Regions from separate parts of the Mus musculus genome. Here region 1 is linked to region 2. A link is a loop called in an ENCODE intact Hi-C map of the cell type or tissue named here. Cell type or tissue: heart. All regions are shown on one strand. Each heading gives the region's core, and the rest is flanking DNA. Links, peaks and the distances in the headings are about the cores only. Region 1 overlaps Gnptab (N-acetylglucosamine-1-phosphate transferase, alpha and beta subunits). Region 2 holds the start of Gm4925 (predicted gene 4925).

Region 1 (9,503 bases), core at 764-8,763, 280 kb after region 2:
ATGCTGTGACAGTGTATGGCCAAAAAAAAAAAAAAAAAAATGAATGAATGAATGAATTAGATTTGACACAAAAGGTTCCTTTTGAGCATAGAGTTGTTATGTGACCTCTGGACATTGAGAGTCAAGACATGTCCATACACTGGCAGTGGGGGGGCAGAGGGAGGCTTAGAAGGCCAGACCACCAGTGTGTTGAATCTGAGGTTCTCCTGGGAACCTCTGCCATGGGTGCTAGGCCCTACTTATTTATTTATTTATTGCTTGTTTGTTTTCATTTTAATCAGTGGTTCCTTTTTCTATCTCCAATAAATTATATTTCTTGTTTTCTTTACATCCCGGTCACAGCCTCCTCCCTCCTCTCCTCCCAGTCCCACCCTTGCAAGCCCCTCCTTCCATTAGCCCCTCCTCTTCTCCTCTTGGGTACTATCCCACCCTGGGACATCTAGTCCTGACAGGACTAGACACATCCTCTCCCACTGAGGACCAAGCAGATAGTCCAGTTAGGAGAAGGGGATCCAATGGCAAGGAACAGAGACCAAGACAGCCCATGCTCCACTTGTTAAGGGGCCCACACGAAGGCTAAGCTGCTCATCTGCTGCAAATATGTAGGGGGGAGGACAGGTCCAGCCCCTGCATGCTCCCTGCATGGCCCAGTGTGAGACCTGGTGGGCCCAGGTTAGTTGACTCTGTGGGTCTAGGAGGGCTAGGAGTGCGAATGGAAATCAGTGTGTGTCGGGCATTTCTGGGACTAGCTGGAGGCCTGGGATGGGAGAGGATACAGGGAGTCTATGGGGATGACCCTAGCTGAAATTCCTACCAGAAGAGGATAGAGAGACTGAAGCGATCATCTCCTGTAGCCAGACAGGACTTCCAGAGGAGAGAGGGAGGGAGGGAGGGAGGGAGGGAAGGAGGGAGGGAGGGAGGGAGGGAGGGAGGGAGGGAGGGAGGGAGACATCAAGCCACCCACAAAACCTTCAACTCAAAATTTATCTTGCCCACAAGATGTTCAGGGACAAAGATGGAGCAGAGACTGAGAGACCTGCTAACCTCAAATAAAGAGATCAGATAGAACTGCTCCAATCTGAGACTTCTCCCATGTGAAAGAGCCAACACCTGACACTACCTGACTCCGCTAGTATTTCTTTCTTTCTTTCTTTCTTTCTTTCTTTCTTTCTTTCTTTTTTTTTTTTTTTTTTCGAGACAGGGTTTCTCTGTGTAGCCCTGGCTGTCCTGGAACTCACTGTGTAGACCAGGCTGGCTTCAAACTCAGAAATCCACCTGCCTCTGCCTCCCGAGTGCTGGGATTAAAGGTGTGTACCACCATGCCTGGCTTCCCGCTAGTATTTCTAAGAGGCCTGCTGCCTTTGTTTGTTTGTTTGTTTGTTTTTTGTTTTCTCTCTTAGTTTGGGCTACTATTGCTATGATGAAACACCATGATGAAATGCAAGTTGGGGAGGAAAGGGTTTATTTGGCTTATACTTTCACATCTATATTCCTTGAAGAAGAAATCAATTCAGGGACTTAGACAGGGAGGGAACCTGGAGGCAGCAGCTGATGTGCATGGATGGATGCTGCTTACTGGCTTGTTCCCTGTGGCTTTTCAGCCTGCTTAGGGTAGCCTGGCTGTCCTGAAACTGGCTCTGTAAACCACACTGGCCTCCAACTCAGAGCTCCACCTGCCTCTGCCTCCTGAATGCTGGGATTAAAGACATGCACCCTGCTTAGCTTGATTTTTTATAGGACCCAGGACCACTTGCCTAGAGATAGCATCACCTACAGTGGGCTGGGCCCTCCCACATCAATCACTAATTTAAAAAATTAATTAAAATGCATAATAAAAGATAAATATAACTAATCATCCTAGAACTCCTTCTGTATGCCAGGCAGGCTTAGTTAGTTTTGGTTTATTTGAGATGGTGTTTCTCTGTGTAGCGCTGATAGACAGACAGACAGACAGACACACTTGTTTGTTTGGCTTGTTGGCTGGTTTTGTTGTTTTGATTTGATTTTTTTTTCAGCAAGTGTGGCCCAGTACCTACACAAGCCCAGACACAAGAAATAAACAAGTAAAGATCTCTGAAATACAAATCTGGTGTGAGCCCTAGGTTGGCCACACACACACACACACACACACACACACACACACACACACACACATGTAATATTAATTTATAAGGAGCTACATCCACACGTGTGAGGGAAAGGGGACGTGACACAATCTCAACAGCCATCCACGCATGTCTCCTTAGTCTGGCCATGGAGGAGAGACTGAGGAAAGCTGCAGCAGTGGCTACTACAGAAGCTTGGAGTGTCACGGACCCGAATGACTACACCAGCAGCTATTTCACTGAAGATATAGATGCAGAGGTTAGGGATTCTGACCCCATCTTTGCCTGCTAAAAGTGATGGAAGTGGCTGAGAAGTTGACAAACCCAATATGCTTTTTCATTGTTGTTCCTCACAGTTTTTTTTTTTTGTTGTTGTTGTTGTTGGTAGTTTGTTTATTTCTAAGTATCTCTTATGGAAGCGTTTTCTCAAGTGGGGTCCCCTTTTCTCTGATGACTCAAGTTGATATAAAATTATCCAACAAGGAAGACAGGAGTACAATTTTGTCTGACAGACTGAGATGGCATGGTATATTCTTGGTTATCAGAATATTCAAGTCGCATGGGGTTTTTAGCTGGTGCACTTTTCAATGTGTAGGCAGGCTTGACACATTCTATATGGGCTCAATCACCTAACTGTGCATAGAAACACAGGATCTAGACAGACTCGTCAATTGAGCTGCTTGTGACTGGATGGTACTGGTTTTGGCTTCTTGTGTTGTTTTCTGTAATGCATATATTAAATTTTTCTTTTAAGCCCCCTTTTTAGAAAAGTATTATGTGCTGCTCTAAGTCCAGGCAGGCGTTGAAAGTACCTTGTTTGTAAGTCTTTTGGGTGGCTTTATGACTGGTATTCAAGGTTTTTTTTTTCTTTTTTTTTCAAGTTTTTTTTTCCCATTTTTTATTAGTTATTTAGCTCATTTACATTTCCAATGCTATACCAAAAGTCCCCCATACCCACCCACCCCCTTTTTTCAAGTTTTATTCTAACCCATAGTTACTTTTAAGTTGTCTGGCTTATAGGTAATCAAAGTCTATGAAGGTCTGTGAAGTCAAACTTCATCCTCTGTGTTCTTGGACCGAACAGCTCTGCTGAACATCATGTAAAAGCAAACATCTGGAGCCCTCCCATTCATTGTTGCCAACGTCAGGATTTCTACGTGAGGGATGTGAGCATCTTGAAGACCACTCCATGTGTGCACTGAGACTTGGTGCAGTTTGGGTTCCCACTGGCTGGTGGTAGAACAGCCAGGCGGTCATGTCAGCTTACTTTTGGGGAGACGAAGGGCCACCCCTACTGGGCTTCAGCTTTCGGGAGTTCTCTTTTTCATGCTGCTTTTATAGCCTGCTACCACGTAGAACTCTTCCAATGTTTGGTTAAGTTTGTTCTAAAGTGTCCCAAGCATATTTTCTTACTGTGTGTGTATGTTTGTGTGTGTGTGTACCTATGTGTGAAACACTAAGGAGATCAAAAGACAACTTGCAGGAGTTGGCTTTCTCATTTCCTCATATGGGTTCAAGGTATCAAAATCAGACCCTCTGACTTGGCAGGAGACAACCTTTATGCCACCTCGCCTGTCCTTCATGTACATTCTGATATTAGTATAAATAAAGGCAATTGTATTCTTTTCTAGTCCTCGTGTCTCTTTTTCCTGTGCTAAACCTCATTGATTAAACCATCCAGCACAATGCCAAAGAGCAGTGGAGGGAACGGGCTCTTTGTTCTATGAATCCACGTCTCACTCGGATTCAGTCCCAGCTTGCCTACAACTCACTGACCTGCAGCAGTCTTCTTGCTTCAGCCCCCAGTACACCGGCTGTGCCACCACATCTACCTAGCTTTTATAAACCATGACAGTTACAGGCAGTTGTTAGCCATTCTGTGTTTGCTGGGAACTTGCTGGGAAACATTACAAAAAAAAAGTACACATTCTTAATCACTGAATCATCGCTCCAGCCCTGTGTGTATGCCCACTTAAGATCTAGACTCTGTGTATGGGAGAAATCATGTACTATCTTTATGTGGCATATTTCACGATCTCCAGTTCCTTCCGTCTTATTGCAAATATCACAGCTTTCCTTCCTTCTTTCTTTCTTTCTTTCTTTCTTTCTTTCTTTCTTTCTTTCTTTCTTTCTTTCCTTCCTTCCTTCCTTCCTTCCTTCCTTCCTTCCTTCCTTCCTTCCTTCCTTCCTTCCTCTCTCTCTCTCTCTCTCTCTCTTTCTTTCTTTCTTTCTTTCTTTCTTTCTTTCTTTCTTTCGAGACAGGGTTTCTCTGTGTAGCTTTGGCTGTCCTGGAACTCACTCTGTAGACCAGGCTGGCTTCGAACTCAGAAATCTGCCTGTCTCTGCCTCCGAAGTGCTGGGATTAAAGGTGTGTGCCACCACTGCCTAGCTCTCACAGCTTCATTCTTTAATTGCAGTCAAATAAAATTCCAGTGTGTATATGAACCACATTTTCTTTATCTAGTCATTGGCTGATGGGCATCTAGGCCAGTTCACAGAGAAAGAAATTTCATGTAGGATTCTAATTAAACAAAGCGAGCATTCTTCCTTCTGTCTCTTTTAGTTCCTGTGACTTAGCTACTGCTCTGTAACAGACCATTCTAAAACTCAGTAGCTTGAAAGAAGTACTGCTGCAGTTCAGAATTCTGTGGATCTCCATTTGGGGCTGATCTCCTCTGCCTCTGGCAGAGCTGCAGGGAGTGGGTAATCTAGTGGTTTTGTTTACAAGGTTGGGAGTATGCCAGCTCTTGGCTGAGATGCCTCAGTCAGTCTCTGGCTCATTCATGCCAAGGTTCCAGCTGAAGCCTAAAGAGGACTAAAGTCTCAAAGCTCTTTCTGAGTCTCTCATCAATCTCATTAACCCTCACCAACTGCCCCCCAACCCCGGCAAAAAAAAAAAAAAGAAATAGAAAATCAAATGACCTCAGCAAGCTTTAAACCGTGGAGCAATCCATTCCTTGTGATAAGAGGAACAGCAGTCTCATTGCAAGTCTTTGGACCCAGGTATGTTTGCTGGCACTTTTACATACCCCACCCGCCTTCACATTCTGGCATTACTGTGGTTTACAGATATTTTCTTTAGATATGGCAGATTATGTTTAGACCCTTTCACTGATTTCCCCCCACATCTTGCTTAGTTTAAAATGCTTATAACTCATCATCTCGGATCCTTGCTTGACTTAGCAACAACCAACACCATTAACCACCCGTACGTTTCTCTTTCATTTCTATCTTCTGTCTTATACAGTCCTTGATATTTTCCCACACACCTCTTATCTCCCACTCCCATCCACCTGTACCTTCTCGGTGTTCTTGCTAGCTCCTCCTCCTCCTCCAAAATCCAAAAGACTGTGTTGCAAATTCCCGGGCCTGCTTCCCTCAGTTCTTTTCTCAATGTTACTACCTTGTTTTATAGGCGCACACTGCTTCAAATATCAAACTTTCCTCAACTGTGGTTCAAGGACCATCCTGAATTGGGGTCTGATGGAGGGATGGGGTGGAGATGAGGCAGGCTGGCAAAGATGTGTTAAGCGGCACGTACTATCTGAAGAACATTCGTGTGACATAGCAGTCTCTTAGGAAACATCTTAGAGAGGTCAGTGAGATGGCTCAGCAGGTTGGGTGCTTGCTGTAGCAGCACAGTGACCTGAATTCCATCCCCGGAACCCAGAAAAAAACAAGGCAAAGGAGAGCCTTGACTGAACAAGATGTAACTGTAACTTGGCACGGATGTTTGTGGTCTTCAAGCTTAAAAGCTCTGGAACATTCTGGTTCAGGGCTCGAGTGTGGGGTGCAGTTCAGCTCTTGAGTCCATTGTGTGGCCCTGATGGGTCAGTAGCAGCTTGATTGCAATACAGTTTTTGTCATCTGCAATGACCTGGTGCTTGTGTTGTGTTGACTCTAAGTGGACCCTACTAACATTTGGTGCATTGGCCAGGACGACGGATGTTTTCTGGGGTCCAACAGGTGACACGCTTCCCTCTCGTCTACAATAATAATGGATCAAATAAAGAGATTTGAAAGTGTGTGTGTGAGTGATTGTCAGAAGCTAGACATCTGAGAGGAAGGAACTACAACTGAGAAAATGCCTCCAAACATTAGCCTGCAGGCAAGCCTGGGAAGGCTTGTCTTGACTGATGATTGATGTGGCCAAGCCCATCCCATGGCGGGCAGTACCAACCTCCCAGGCAGGCTGGTCCCAGAGTTGTCTAAGAAAGCAGCCTGAGCATGCCATGGAGAGCAAACCAGTAAGTAGCATCCTTCCATGGCTTCTGATTCAATGCCTACTTCCAGGTCCCTGGGTGGATTCCTGTCCTGACTTTCTTTAATCACTGGCTGTGATACAGAAATCCCTTTCCCCCAAGTTGTTTTTGGCAACACTGTTTTATTACAGCCATGGAAACCCTAACTAAGATGGTAGGTAAACAACTATACAATGTTGCTGGCACAGTGTAAGGTTAGAAGAAAGGTTGGCAGGTGAGGGAAAGAGAAGGAAGGATCAACTATGGATTTTAAAGCCACATTTAAAAATTAATCTTTTTTTTCTGTGCTGGGAATCTAAACCAGGGTCTTGTGCATGAGGGGTGGGACGGGCAGGTATTATAGTATTGAGCTACATATTAACTAATCTATATACTAGCCATATTTGGAGTCTTTACTTTGCTGTTTATATTTATCCTTTCAATAATGAAGCATTTTAAAGGTTGGTTGTATTTAATGACCAGATTTGAATTTCGCAACGCTTTCAAGTATAGCAGCTTGCCTTCAAGTTGGGCAAGCTAGGAACTTGGTCTTCCTTATCCAGGCGGCTTCATAGGCAGGCAGCGCCCTCGTGGACTTTGCAAGCCTCCTTTTGGGTGAAAGGTTCCATTTCTCAGGCCAGAAGTGGACAGCCTAGAGCAAGCCAATCAGTGTATTCATTCACAATCAGAACTTTCTGTATGAAACCAGAGTTGATGTTTTTGACCCCTCTGAGGGATATGAGAGTTAGGAAGCATGCCTTCATTCTGGGGGCAGAACTGACATGAAAGAGAGGCAGGGATGGACAGAGCTGAGCCATAGTCCTGGCAGGGTACATTAGTCAGGGGTCTCAAGAGGAAGACCACTGGTATGAATATATATTAAAGGGTAGTTTGTTAGATTGGCTTACACCATCTGCTCTGTGTTGTGGTTTGGACTTTTGTTATGTATTGTAATACTAATACTGGCTTCCAAGGCCTGGTTGCCCCCAGGGAAAAAGAGAATAAATATGCGCACGTACACAAGTCATACTTCATGATCACCCTAAAACTATCCCTGATTGGTGAATAAAGATGCCTATAGCCTATAGATGGGCAGAAGAGAGATAGGCAGAGTTTTGGGTTCCTGACAGGGCCGGTGAGTTTGCTCCACAGGTAAAGGCACGTGTTGCCAAGCCAAGCCAAGCCTGAAGGCCCAAGCTTGCTTCCTGAGATCCACGTCTCAGGAGAGAGCGGACTCCTACCAAGGGGTTTTCTGACTTCAGAACGTATGCTGTGTTGTGTACATGCCTCTCCGTGACACACACAATAGAAATACTTAAACTGGTTGTGGTGGTGCACGCCTTTAATCCCTGCACTCAGGAGGCAGGTGGATCTCTGTGGAATTTAATCAGCCATGTCATATTGCTGAGAGGGCAGAACCTTGGTAATGTGATCAATTGTGCATTTGATGAGAAGAGAATCTGTCCCCTTGTCTTTCCACCTTCTGCCCTGGCAGCACAGGGTATAATTTTACTTCTGTGGAGCATGGCATTCAAGTTGTCAACTGGAAACAGCAGCCCTCATCAGACAAGTGGACCTTTCCTCCACCTTGACCTTAGACTTCTCAACCCATAGAATTAACAGAAAATGCAATTCTATTCTTCATAAATGACCCATACTTGTTATTATTTCTTATAGAGGTTTTGAGATAAGGCCTCTTAGTTGCACAGGTTACCTGGAACTCACTATGTAGCTCAGGCTGACCTTGAACTCATGGCTAATCTCTTACCTGCCTCCTGAACGAAGGGATTACAAACTTGTGTTTTATTTCAGTATCACAAGTTGACTTAAGACACATTCTGACCTTTTATAGAATTGCCCCTGAAGGGTTTTACAAGCTTTTAACATTTCTGGCCATTGACTGCTGATCAAACCCTGTCCCAGCAACTTGCTGAATTGTTAGATAATGATTCCACAAATGCTTGTTTGTACTTAATTATCTACTCTATTACCAAACTTTTCACTAGGTCCAACTGCAGAAACCCATATTACACCCAAATGTCTATTATCTATATGTAATGCTCCCAAAATAAATTCTCAGCTTTTAAACAGTATATAGATGGTCCTTACATTTTTTTTTGACAAATTCCATTTAGAATCTACCCCCACTCTCATAAAGCAATATTCTCCAGCATGTTATATTTAACCTTTCTTTACATTACTTCACACTTAATAGTGTTCAGTGCAGAGCCTGAGAGCCAAGCACACACCACACAGACAACCATCCCATTGACTGTTCAGTCTGGACAACAGTAACCCCAATCTTCAGAGACTTAAAGCTCAAAGCACAGGGCTGGAGAGATGTCTCAGTGGTTAAGAGCACTGGCTCTTCTTCCAGAGGATATGGGTTCAGTCCCCAGAGCCTAGGTGATGGGTCCCAACCATTTGTAACTCCAGTTCTATGGGATCTGAAGCTATCATCTGGTCTCCAAAAACACCAGGCATCTGTATGGTGCATGCAGACAAAATACTCATATGTAATTAAGATAAAAATACTAACAATAAACTCAAAGTTTCAATAAGTGTGTTTTTTTATGAGACTTCAGTTTTTGAAATACACAAAATTTACAGCACAAACACAATATTTACATTTCAAGTTCTTATTACGAAAATGTGTGCCATTTTGGAGGAATACTACTGAGATCATGACTGAAGATATCTTCCAGAATTCAAAACCACCACATAATGACATAACACAGCATGACCAATATCAGGGTTTGCTTACCCACGTCAAAAATGATTCTCCCGTGGGCCAACAATGGCCCCGGGGGTCAAGTCTGGCTGAGGCCTGCTGCTTTTGTATAGCTGCAAACTAAAGCAGGTTTTCATCTTTTTATTGAGTTGCTCACCCCCCCCAAAAGGGGGGTGGGTAGGCAGTGTGGGCACATGTCCTAGCATTCAGGAAGCAGAGGCAGGTGAATCTCTAAGTTCAAGGCCAGCCTGGTCTTTAGAGTGAATTACCAAACAGCCAGAGCTACACAGAGAATCCCCGTCTTGAAAAATAACAAAGCAATAAAATAAAATAAACCTCCCAAAACACCAACAATAATAAATGTTAGCAAGGAAGACTATTTGACAAAGATGGATGTATCTCAAGTTCTTTACTGTTCTTTGACAG
Region 2 (9,503 bases), core at 1,079-9,078:
CTGCCTCTGTTTCCTGAGTGCATTAGAAACTCATATTTTAGACAAAAAAAAAAAAAAAAAAAAAAAAAAAAAAAAACAAAAAAAAAAACCCCGACATTCACTACTTTATAAAATATTCCCAGGAACCTTTATGTACCCAAGGCACCCTGAGATGTAAAAGCATTTGTGGCACAAATACTTTGCCTTCAAAAGTCACTAAAGGGAGGAAAAAAAAAAAAAGATTCACAATAGAAAGTGAGAAAACGGAAACGTGGGGGATATGAAGAATATGCTCAACATATAATATACACGGATACACACACAATTTTAAAAATAAAAGGCAAGGCCTTTTGGCTAGTGGTCCAATAGGAGGCTAAACCAATAGCAGTGAGTCTGAGGCCACCTTTGGCTGCAGAGTGAGTTGCGTTCAAGACTTGACAACTTAGTGAGATCCTATCTCAAAGTTTTAAAAGGGCTGGGGCTATACAGCTCAGCAGAAGGGCGTTGCCTAGCATACTAAGGGTTGACTTCCAACAGCGCTCCCTTGTAGGCATACAAACGCACACGCACACGGAAAGGAGAGGAGAGGAGAGGAGAGGAGGAAGAAAGGAAGAGATATTACACTTTGCTATTTGAGGGGAATGGCAGAATTAAAGCTGCCCACTCTAGAAAAGCGAACACGGAGCAAGCTGTATACAGAAAGAATGGGTGTGACCTGACAAAGTCCTTTTGCCCGTTTAGACGTCTAGATTTGGAAAAACAACGCCGAAAGGTTACAGAGAACCGAACGGAACTATAATGCACCGGATCCACACACTTCTGAGAAAACTGAGTAAATACTGACAGAAACCGAAGATTTTGCAACTCCTAGAAGCTCCACCTGTACCGGAGCATCACCACCGTCGGGTGCGCTCGGACGTCTACCGTAGTTCCCTCACCTGGAGAAGTGCGAATCAGCGAAGCGACATGAACATCTCACTCCCTGTCCCACCGGACTTCACAATCCACCTAACTCCATCCACCATATCTACGGACAGCTAACTACAGCGGGCGAGCAGACAGGAGCAGCGCAAGGATCAACAAACAACACCGGTCCTCGGGTTTCTCAGAAGTGACGCAGTCCCAACACCCACCCCGATGCCACCAAGCTTCCACGAAGGATCAGACACCTCGGTGAACCTTCAGCTGCCTGGCTGCCAGGCACCCGACGCCCCGTTCCGCCTACCCAACCGAGATGGGGGATGCAGGATGAGGGGAAAAGGCCGGGCTGGGATCAGTCCGGACCCCGCGGGTGCAAAGGACCGAGCCGGGAGGCGGAATCTCCCTGCAGGTGAAGAGCCAAGGTAGCGAAGAGCTGCCCCGCGGCCCGGCCGGTCCCCTCGGTCGCCTGACGCCCTTCCCACGCTCCTCACCCATGATGAACCGCCGCCGCGCCCTCGCCGATCCTCAGAGACAGGCCGGGACTCGGCAGCGACTCCTAGTTGAGCCTGGGCGCCGCCACCTCCGCTACTCCCGGACTCCGGTTCCGAAGCGGACTCCTCCAAGCCTGGTCGGCCAGCAACTTCCACGTCGTCCACCCAGCGGGGGCGGGAGCCGGGGCGAAAGGCCACTGCGACTGCGCGCTGGACACGGAGGTCTGGGCGTCCGCGTCGGCGCTTTCGATGCAACTCCCAGGCGCTCTGAGCGTAGCAGAAATGAACGCCACAACTATAACAAAAAAAAATTTAAGACAAAAGTGTTTCCTGATTCCACTTTTCTGGACAATAAGGCCTTCTCAAATATTAAAATGAGACTTTTTCGTGTTAAATTCTGATATCATAAAGTGGCGAATCGGCCAACGGAAAATAAAAGCTCGATAAAGCGAAGGCACAGAATGCTGGCGCTGGTTGCAGCGTCCCGGTGGTTGCACATCTGCGGAGGCGGTCCACTTTCCTCTAAATGCATTCCCGCAGGAGGAGCCAGGGTTACGTAATAATAACGAGAAAGCTCACCCGCAGTCACTGCATACCACCAACACGGGGCACCCTCGTACCCGAGGTGTCTAATTTTTGATCTCTGGGTGGCCACCTGACCGACCACCCTTCCGCCTCCGCAGAACTGGGAACTTCTTGCCTCCTGCAACTTGAGTTGGAAGTTAGGTAGTTTTCGATAGTGAAAGGGTTTGGTGTTTCTTAAAATTCTTAGAAACGCGTCTTGCTTCTGCGCAGCCTCTCAGAGGCTCGAGGCGCGCTCCAGGTCGGATCCACCTGTAACCCACGCCATGGCTAAGGAAGGCACTGCTGCTGGAGTTGTCATGGACGTCAATACGGCTTTGCAAGAGGTGCTGAAGACCGCCCTGGTCCACGATGGCCTAGCGCGAGGAATTCACGAAGCTGCCAAAGCCTTAGGCAAGCGCCAAGCCCATCTCTGTGTGCTTGCATCCAATTGTGATAAACCTATGTACATCAAGTTGGTGGAAACCCTCTGTGCTGAGCACCAGATCAACCTAATTAAGGTTGATGACAACAAGAAGCTGGGGGAATGGGTAGGCCTCTGCAAAATTGATCGAAAGGGGAAACCTCGGAAAGTGATAGGTTGCAGCTGTGTGGTGGTTAAGGACTTTGGCCAAGAATCTCAGGCGAAAGATGTCATTGAAGAGTACTTCAAATGCAGAAAATGAACAAAAAAATTGGCTTATTTTCTGTTAAGTTTCTCAAAACAGAAAAGTACAATTATCTCAAGCTCTTGAGTTTTCGCCGGAAATAATAATAGCCCTTTTTTAGGAAGTTTTCTTCCACATGGAAACATTGCATTATTATGTTCTGGTTTATAATGAAAATGGTCATCTTTTTGGAAATTTACAAACTGCCTAAGATTTAGTCTAGCATTATTGGGGCTTTTTTTTTTTTTTTTCTCGAGACAGGGTTTCTCTGTGTAGCCCTGGCTGCCCTACAACTCACTTTGTAGACCAGGCTGGCCTCGAACTCAGAAATCCACCTGCCTCTGCCTCCCGAGTGCTGGGATTGAAGGCGTGCAACACCACCTCCCGGCCTGCATTACTAGGGTTTAATTGACAAAATATTATATGTATGTTGCACAGTGTGAGATAGATATATAGGTATATATAGATATATATACACACACACATACATACATATGCATGAGAGAGAAATGATTACCGTGAAAATAGGCAAACCCTCATATTCCCTTTTCCTGTAGGTTGAGTACACTGAAGATCTATTTGGCAATTATCAAATAGGCAGTGTATTGTTATTAAATATGGTCATCATGCTGTGACTATACATCTAAGGGACTTGTTCATCCTGTTGGAAAAGAATCTGTACCATCTTACTGATGTATCTGCATCCCTGCTCCATCCCCTGACAGTCACCATTGCGCTCTCGGCTTCGGAGTTGTCTCCATAGACTCTACTTATGAATTAAACCTTCCAACGCCCTCGTAGGTGGAAATGTGTGATTTTTGTACTAAGCTTATTTCATTTAGCAGGATGACTTCTACATTCATTTTATACGTGAGATTATTTCCTTTTTAAGGCTGGCTAGTTATTGTTAAGCATGTGCATTTGTACATTCGCATCATATTTTCCACATTAATAAGCTTATTCAGGTTGATTTTATACCTTCTTATGTAGATTTATTTTTTATAGTTCTTGAGTGTCTGTGTGCCCATGGCATGCATGTAAGTATGTACACATGAGGACCGATGCTCTCAGAAGCCAGCAACATCTGGAGCTGTCCAGAGCTGGAGTTATAGACAATTGTGAACCCCGTGTTTGTGGGTGCTGCAATCTAAGTCAGGGTCTTCTGCAAGAATAGTCATTATTAGCTGATGGGCCACCTCTTTAGCCCCCACTGATGCTTTGTATCGACAGTCATGATTCATACTGCGTTAAACATAGGTGCACATTGCATTCTGACATGCTGATTTCATTATCTTAAGATGAATACCACAAAGTAGATGCTACAGTGTTTATTTTGCTTTTTAAGGAACCTCCATTTGGTTTTCCATAATGGCTATAATAGCTTACATTCATACCAAGAGTCTCTGTTTTGTTTTTTACTTAAATTTACTACACAGATGTTGAATTATTTCAGCACTTTCATCTTCACCCAAAGCCCTGAATTCACGGAAACATTCCTTGCAAGGAAAAGTCATTTGAGAAAGTGAATTTCTACCTAAACACCTGTAAGGTCTGGAGAATGATCTCTCTCTAGACTGAGCCAATATTGAGTTTATTAAGTATGCAATAAGCAAAAGTAAGACATTAAATAGCCGATAGGAGACAGAAGCAACAAATAATAAAAACAACATCAATTAGGGTGTTCATAACATCCGGCAGACAACTGGGGTAGCCCAACTGACAGAGCAGACAGAAGGTAGTATCAAATCCAGAACCTTTAAATACCCAGCAGATGTCATCAAGAATCCTCACCGAGGAAACAAACTAGAGTTCCTGATCAGTGTATCCTGAGGTTGAGGCTTCAGTGTAAAAGAAATAACAGCAGACAGAATCGTTGAGTCAGACTTAGTCATCCGGCAGAAACCAACTGGGGAAAGAACCCAGAAAGCAATGCAAGATTGAAGAATCCAGGAGCGCAGCATTTGTTCACTGATGAGCCTCCCGCGGCTAAATTCTGGCTGTCTCCACTCTGGGCATTTTTCTGTCGTGGGGCAAATACCAGAAATGCCTGTGGGGGTGCTTCACCTTCCAGCTGTTCTCGAGGGCACAAGGATGATTTTCCTCTGTGTTCCTTTCTGCTTTTCTCTCCAGGTCACAGAGCCAGGGACCAACCTGACTCAGCACAGGGGAGTTGTAGGACACTTGAGCCTGAAATAGGGCAGCCAGCCCTGTCTTCAGCTTCTCAGTTTAAGGAGCACATGATGAGATACCAGTTAATGACAACGCCTGAGCCTTTTTAAGGTTCGTTGTAAAGACTGCCTTGTCTTTGTATGCTTTACACATAAAGCATGCTTACAACTTCGCTGACCGTCTCATTCCCTCTCCCAGCTCTCTAACACAAGTTGCTACATTGATAGGTCTTTGGTACTTAAAACTTAGGCTCTTAGAGATTTACCTTGGAGTACAACTGCATAAAATACCTGAGAAAAATGGATTATCTTTAAAAGAGGACCAAAAGGAAAAATATGCCACATTTGTAAAGGCCAGGCAGCAAACATCTTTTTTTTTTTTAAGATTTATTATATACACAGTGTTCTGCATATATAGCTGTAGGTCAGAAGAGGGCTCTAGATCTCATTATAAATCTTTGAGAGACACCGTGTGTTTGCTGGGAATTGAACTCAGGACCTCGGGAAAAGCAGTCGGTGCTCTCAACCTCTGAGCCATCTCTTCCAGCCCCAGCACACACCTTTAATCCCAGCATTTGAGAGGCAAAAGCAGATGGATCTCTGACTTCGAGGCCAGCCAGGTCTACCTGGTGAGTTCCATGATAAGCCAGGGCTACATAGAGAGACACTGTCTCAGAAAGAGAGTGGGTGTGGAGTGGGGAACGGAAAAGAAAGAGAAAAATACACCACTATAAGACTCCTGTGAAAATAAGTCCCTGTAGGCAGATTTTGAAACTCTTATTTCTCAAAGCTTCCACAATAAGGAGTAATCTCTGCAGTTCCTCCCAGCACCAGCAGGTGACTGCCAAGTGTAACTCCAGTTCCAGGTTATATTAGGGTTTTCTAGAGACTCAGTCCACAGGCTGGATATCTCAGCTGATATTCAGGAGATGCTGGAATCCCAAAGAAGCAGGCTCCAAGTCAGTGAAAGAATGGATATGCTGGCAAGGTGAAGGTAAGCAGGCAAAGGGCAAAACCTCCCTTCTTCCATGCCCTTTTGTAGGCTTTCAGCAGAAGGTGTGGCCCAGACTATATTAGATTTAAGGTGATTAGATTAGATTAGATTAGATTAGATTAATTAGATTAAAGGTGTGTCTTCCCGCCTCAACATCCAAATAAAAACAAAACAAAAACAAAAACAGCCGGTCGTTGTGGCACATGCCTTTAATCCCAGCACTTGGGAGGCAGAGGCAGGTGGATTTCTGAGTTCGAGGCCAGCCTGGTCTACAAAGTGAGTTCCAGGACAGCCAGGGCTACACAGAGAAACCCTGTCTCGAAAAACCAAACCAAACAAACAAACAAAACTCTGTCTTCCTATCTCAAAGATCCAGACTAGAAGTGAATTTACCCAAGCACAAATAATCTCAAGTCTGCCCTCCATTTCTGGATTATAGTTATTTCCAGATTCAGTCAAGGTGACAATCAAGAATAGCCATCACAGCCAGCCAGTGGTGGTGTACACCTTTAATCTCAGTATTTGGGAGGCAGAGGCAGGTGGATTTCTTAGTTCAAGGCCAGCCTAGTCTACAGAGTGAGTTCCAGGACAGCCAGGGCTATACAAGAAACCCTGTCTCAAAAACAAAAGCAACAACAACAACAACAACAAATAGCCATCACGCTGCGGATTCCATTGTTCTGATCTCCATGGGCTCCTATGTGTATCAAGCATACACACATACAGTCAGGCAAACACCTATGCATAAAATTAAATATATTTTAAAGTGTAATCGTTGAGGAAATAGAACTATAAAGTCATGCTAACGATGCTTGTATTGGGAGCTTTGCATTCTAATTCTTGAGACAACCACATTTATTGACTTGTTTGATGTGTTCACTCAAATGTCATCCTTAAAGTTGCAACATACCCCACTTCCCATTGCTCTAACTTTTAGGACAAATTCTTAACAAAAACAAAATAAATCTCATTCACTATGTGCTTGTCTTATGCTTATTTTCTTACATTCACTAAAATGTAAGATACATGAATTTTTATTACAGAAGAGCAGTAAGACATTTGTTTTTGTTGTTATTGTCTGTTTGGGTGTTTGAGACAGAATCTCAACTATGTAGCCCTAGCTATCCTAGCACTCACTATGTAGCTGGTCTCGTGTGTGGACCACAATGCCCAGCTATATGTTAAATTATAAAATAAGACTTGTGGACTAATGCAATGATCATTACTTTAATTCTTTTTTTGTTGTTGTTTTGTTTTGTTTTGTTTTCGATACAGGGTTCTCTGTATAGTCGTCGCTGTCCTGGAACTCACTCTATAGACCAGGCTGGCCTCGAACTCAGAAATCCACCTGCCTCTGCCTCCCGAGTGCTGGGATTAAAGGTGTGCGCCACCACGCCCGGCTATTACTTTAATTCTTAAATGTTCTATAATATTAGTGAGTTTGTTACAACAGTCATAAATGAATCACTGTCTTTTTTTGTTTGTTTGTTTTGTTTTGTTTCGAGACAGGGTTTCTCTGTATAGTCCTGGCTGTCCTAGAACTCACTTTGTAGACCTGGCTGATGAATCACTGTCTTAATGTCATACTGGAGATCAAACTATCAAAGAGTGTCCCTAGTCAAGAGCAGCCACTAGGTGGAGGTGGTGCTTTAAGCTAATTGCTGTTAGACACCAGTCACTTGGTCAGTTTAGTAGAAGCAAGGAATAACTTTCTATTTTACCTGTTTTCTGGGAGAGTCTTGCCATCCAGGCTGCCACTGAACTTGTGATCCTCCCGCATCAACTTTCTAATTGCTAGGTTTAGAGATCTGTGCAGGCACAGTGGCTCCAACTTCAGAGTAACCTGTTTAACCAGAATCCCACTCTGTATCCCAGGCTGACCTCTAACGCAGAGCTTCTCCTACCTCAGCTGTCCCAAATGCTTGGATTACAAACACAAGCCACCAAACCCAGCCAATTTCATCTTTGTCCGATGCTATAATCCAATAATAACTCACTAAGATTTAAAATTAGATGTATTTTCACCAATACCCCCCCCCATTTAAACTCACATTTCATTTTGAGGTAAAGGAAGAAGGCAGCAATTACAGCGTTATGAGATTCTGTGGCCCCTCGGCTAGAAAGCAATTAAGTTTCTCTTCTTCCACTAAGGATCTTGAAGTTGACCATGGCTGCCAGGGGCGGAGGTCTCCTGGGGCAGTAGCAGGATCTGTCCATGGTGGTCTCATGTTCCTGAGCCTGGCCTGACCCAGGAACCAGCAAATTTTCAGTGAAGACCATTGGTAATGGGACATACTGCAGCCTCCCAGAGGGAACAGGATGCCACAGGTCAGGAAATTTTCACAGGAAGAGGCAGGAACGCTAGAGCTTACTGGTACACAGGAGGTAGGGGTCAACAGCATCCTCACAGAGTGCAATGGGATCATTGTCTTCACAGCCTTACTCCTGGTTCCCGTGTAGCCTCTCCAAAGGGTAGGACAGGGTTAGCTCTTAAGTCCAACACAGATCCACCGGTTCATCAGCACGGGGATTGGCGTCTTTTCCAGCTCGTTTTCACATCGCTCTGAGAGAGAGGTTGGGAAACAGCATCTAGCTGTATTGGAAATTTTTTGTTTGTGTGTGTGTGTGTTTGTTTTTCGGGACAGAGTTTCTCTGTGTTCCCATGGTGGTCCTGGAATTAACCCGTAGACGAGATTAGCCTCGGCGCCTGGCTCTGCCTCCCTAGTGCTGGGATTAAAGGTGTGTGCCATGGCGCCCGCCATATTGTGACTTTTCTTTCCTTCGAAGCCGACTTCCTGTCAAACAGTCTTTGACTCTTTAGTCTAAAGAAAGGACCTGGAGGCGGTCCTGGATTCCTTTCTCTTAATACCTGGGAATGTTTCAACCTTCCAATTTGCTGTGCAGCTCCTGAAGCCCCAGTCCTGAGCTGCTGAGAGCCTGTGTCAACTCTTCTATCACACGCGGCAACGCCCGGGCTGAGGAGGGAACACCCAGGGATTCTGGCTGTCTCTGCACCGATATTACTCTTGAAAGCTTTGCAACTTTCCAAAGGTTTGAAGTTCAGTCCACACCTCAATTCAGCCCTCCTTGGTTTTTGTTGTTGTCGTTTGTTGTCTTTTTCACTTTTGGGAGGTTTTCTTCCCAGACAAGAACTCTGTTAGCCTGAGATAACCTTGAGCATGCTGAAATATTTCTGCTCCAGTTTCCCTATTGCTGGGATTACAGCTTGTAACAGCATACAACTGCTTTCTGAGGCCTTAACCAAAGAACTCACCAGCACACCACGAACTTTCTCTTATTTTGCTACATGGAGAAACTTGATATAAAGGAAGTCTCATTTTCTGATCCTTCCGGTCCTTGGCCAGCTGTTTGCATATAGACACAACCATTCTCTCCCATTATCCCTTCCTGTACTCAGTGCCCAGAAGCCAAATGATACTTTCAATATGCCACCTAGAATCTCTGAGCCCACTCTGGAAATTCATTAGCTATGTGACATAAATTTCCTGTTGCTACAAGGTGATTTTTTTTGTGTGACCCTTACATAGTTTTCTGTCACCATTCACTCTTTCTAGCCTCCAGTGACACATTTGTCCCCAGCCTGGTGGCCCTTCCTTAACAGCTTGTTGGTCCTCCACCTCTAACAACCTCTTGTTTTTCCAGTTCCCATCCACTATGCTCAAAACCCAAAGTCACATGCTTTAAAATTTCATGTACCCAT

What was found. A loop is a pair of places that touch in the nucleus more often than their neighbours do. Peaks named below come from ENCODE experiments on the same cell type or tissue, not always from the same donor. Only the 100,000 strongest peaks of a DNase experiment are listed, where the experiment ranks them.
Region 1: it touches region 2 in a loop (2.4-fold over the local background); 4 of 42 quality-filtered maps call a loop at or near these places.

What each region holds. Positions count from the first base shown.
Region 1 is chr10:88,446,720-88,456,222 of GRCm38, reverse strand. It overlaps Gnptab (N-acetylglucosamine-1-phosphate transferase, alpha and beta subunits), which reads right to left. Exons shown (of 21, transcript NM_001004164.3): 21 at 8,899-9,503. Among named protein-coding and RNA genes, the nearest start is that of Sycp3, 8.1 kb to the left of the region's middle. In heart, for the core only: no CTCF peak of the experiment used is centred there; a DNase peak (open chromatin) is centred at 4,842.
Region 2 is chr10:88,723,453-88,732,955 of GRCm38, reverse strand. It overlaps Gm4925 (predicted gene 4925), which reads left to right and starts at 1,855. Exons shown (of 1, transcript NM_001037166.2): 1 at 1,855-3,415. The coding sequence starts at 2,240. The coding sequence ends at 2,638. Arl1 (ADP-ribosylation factor-like 1) reads right to left here and starts at 1,542. Exons shown (of 6, transcript NM_025859.3): 1 at 1,392-1,542. The coding sequence starts at 1,395. In heart, for the core only: CTCF peaks have their summits at 2,005, 5,614 and 7,409 (motif pointing right); DNase peaks (open chromatin) are centred at 1,555 and 1,945; H3K4me3 peaks cover 1,616 bases; H3K27ac peaks cover 1,387 bases; H3K27me3 peaks cover 894 bases.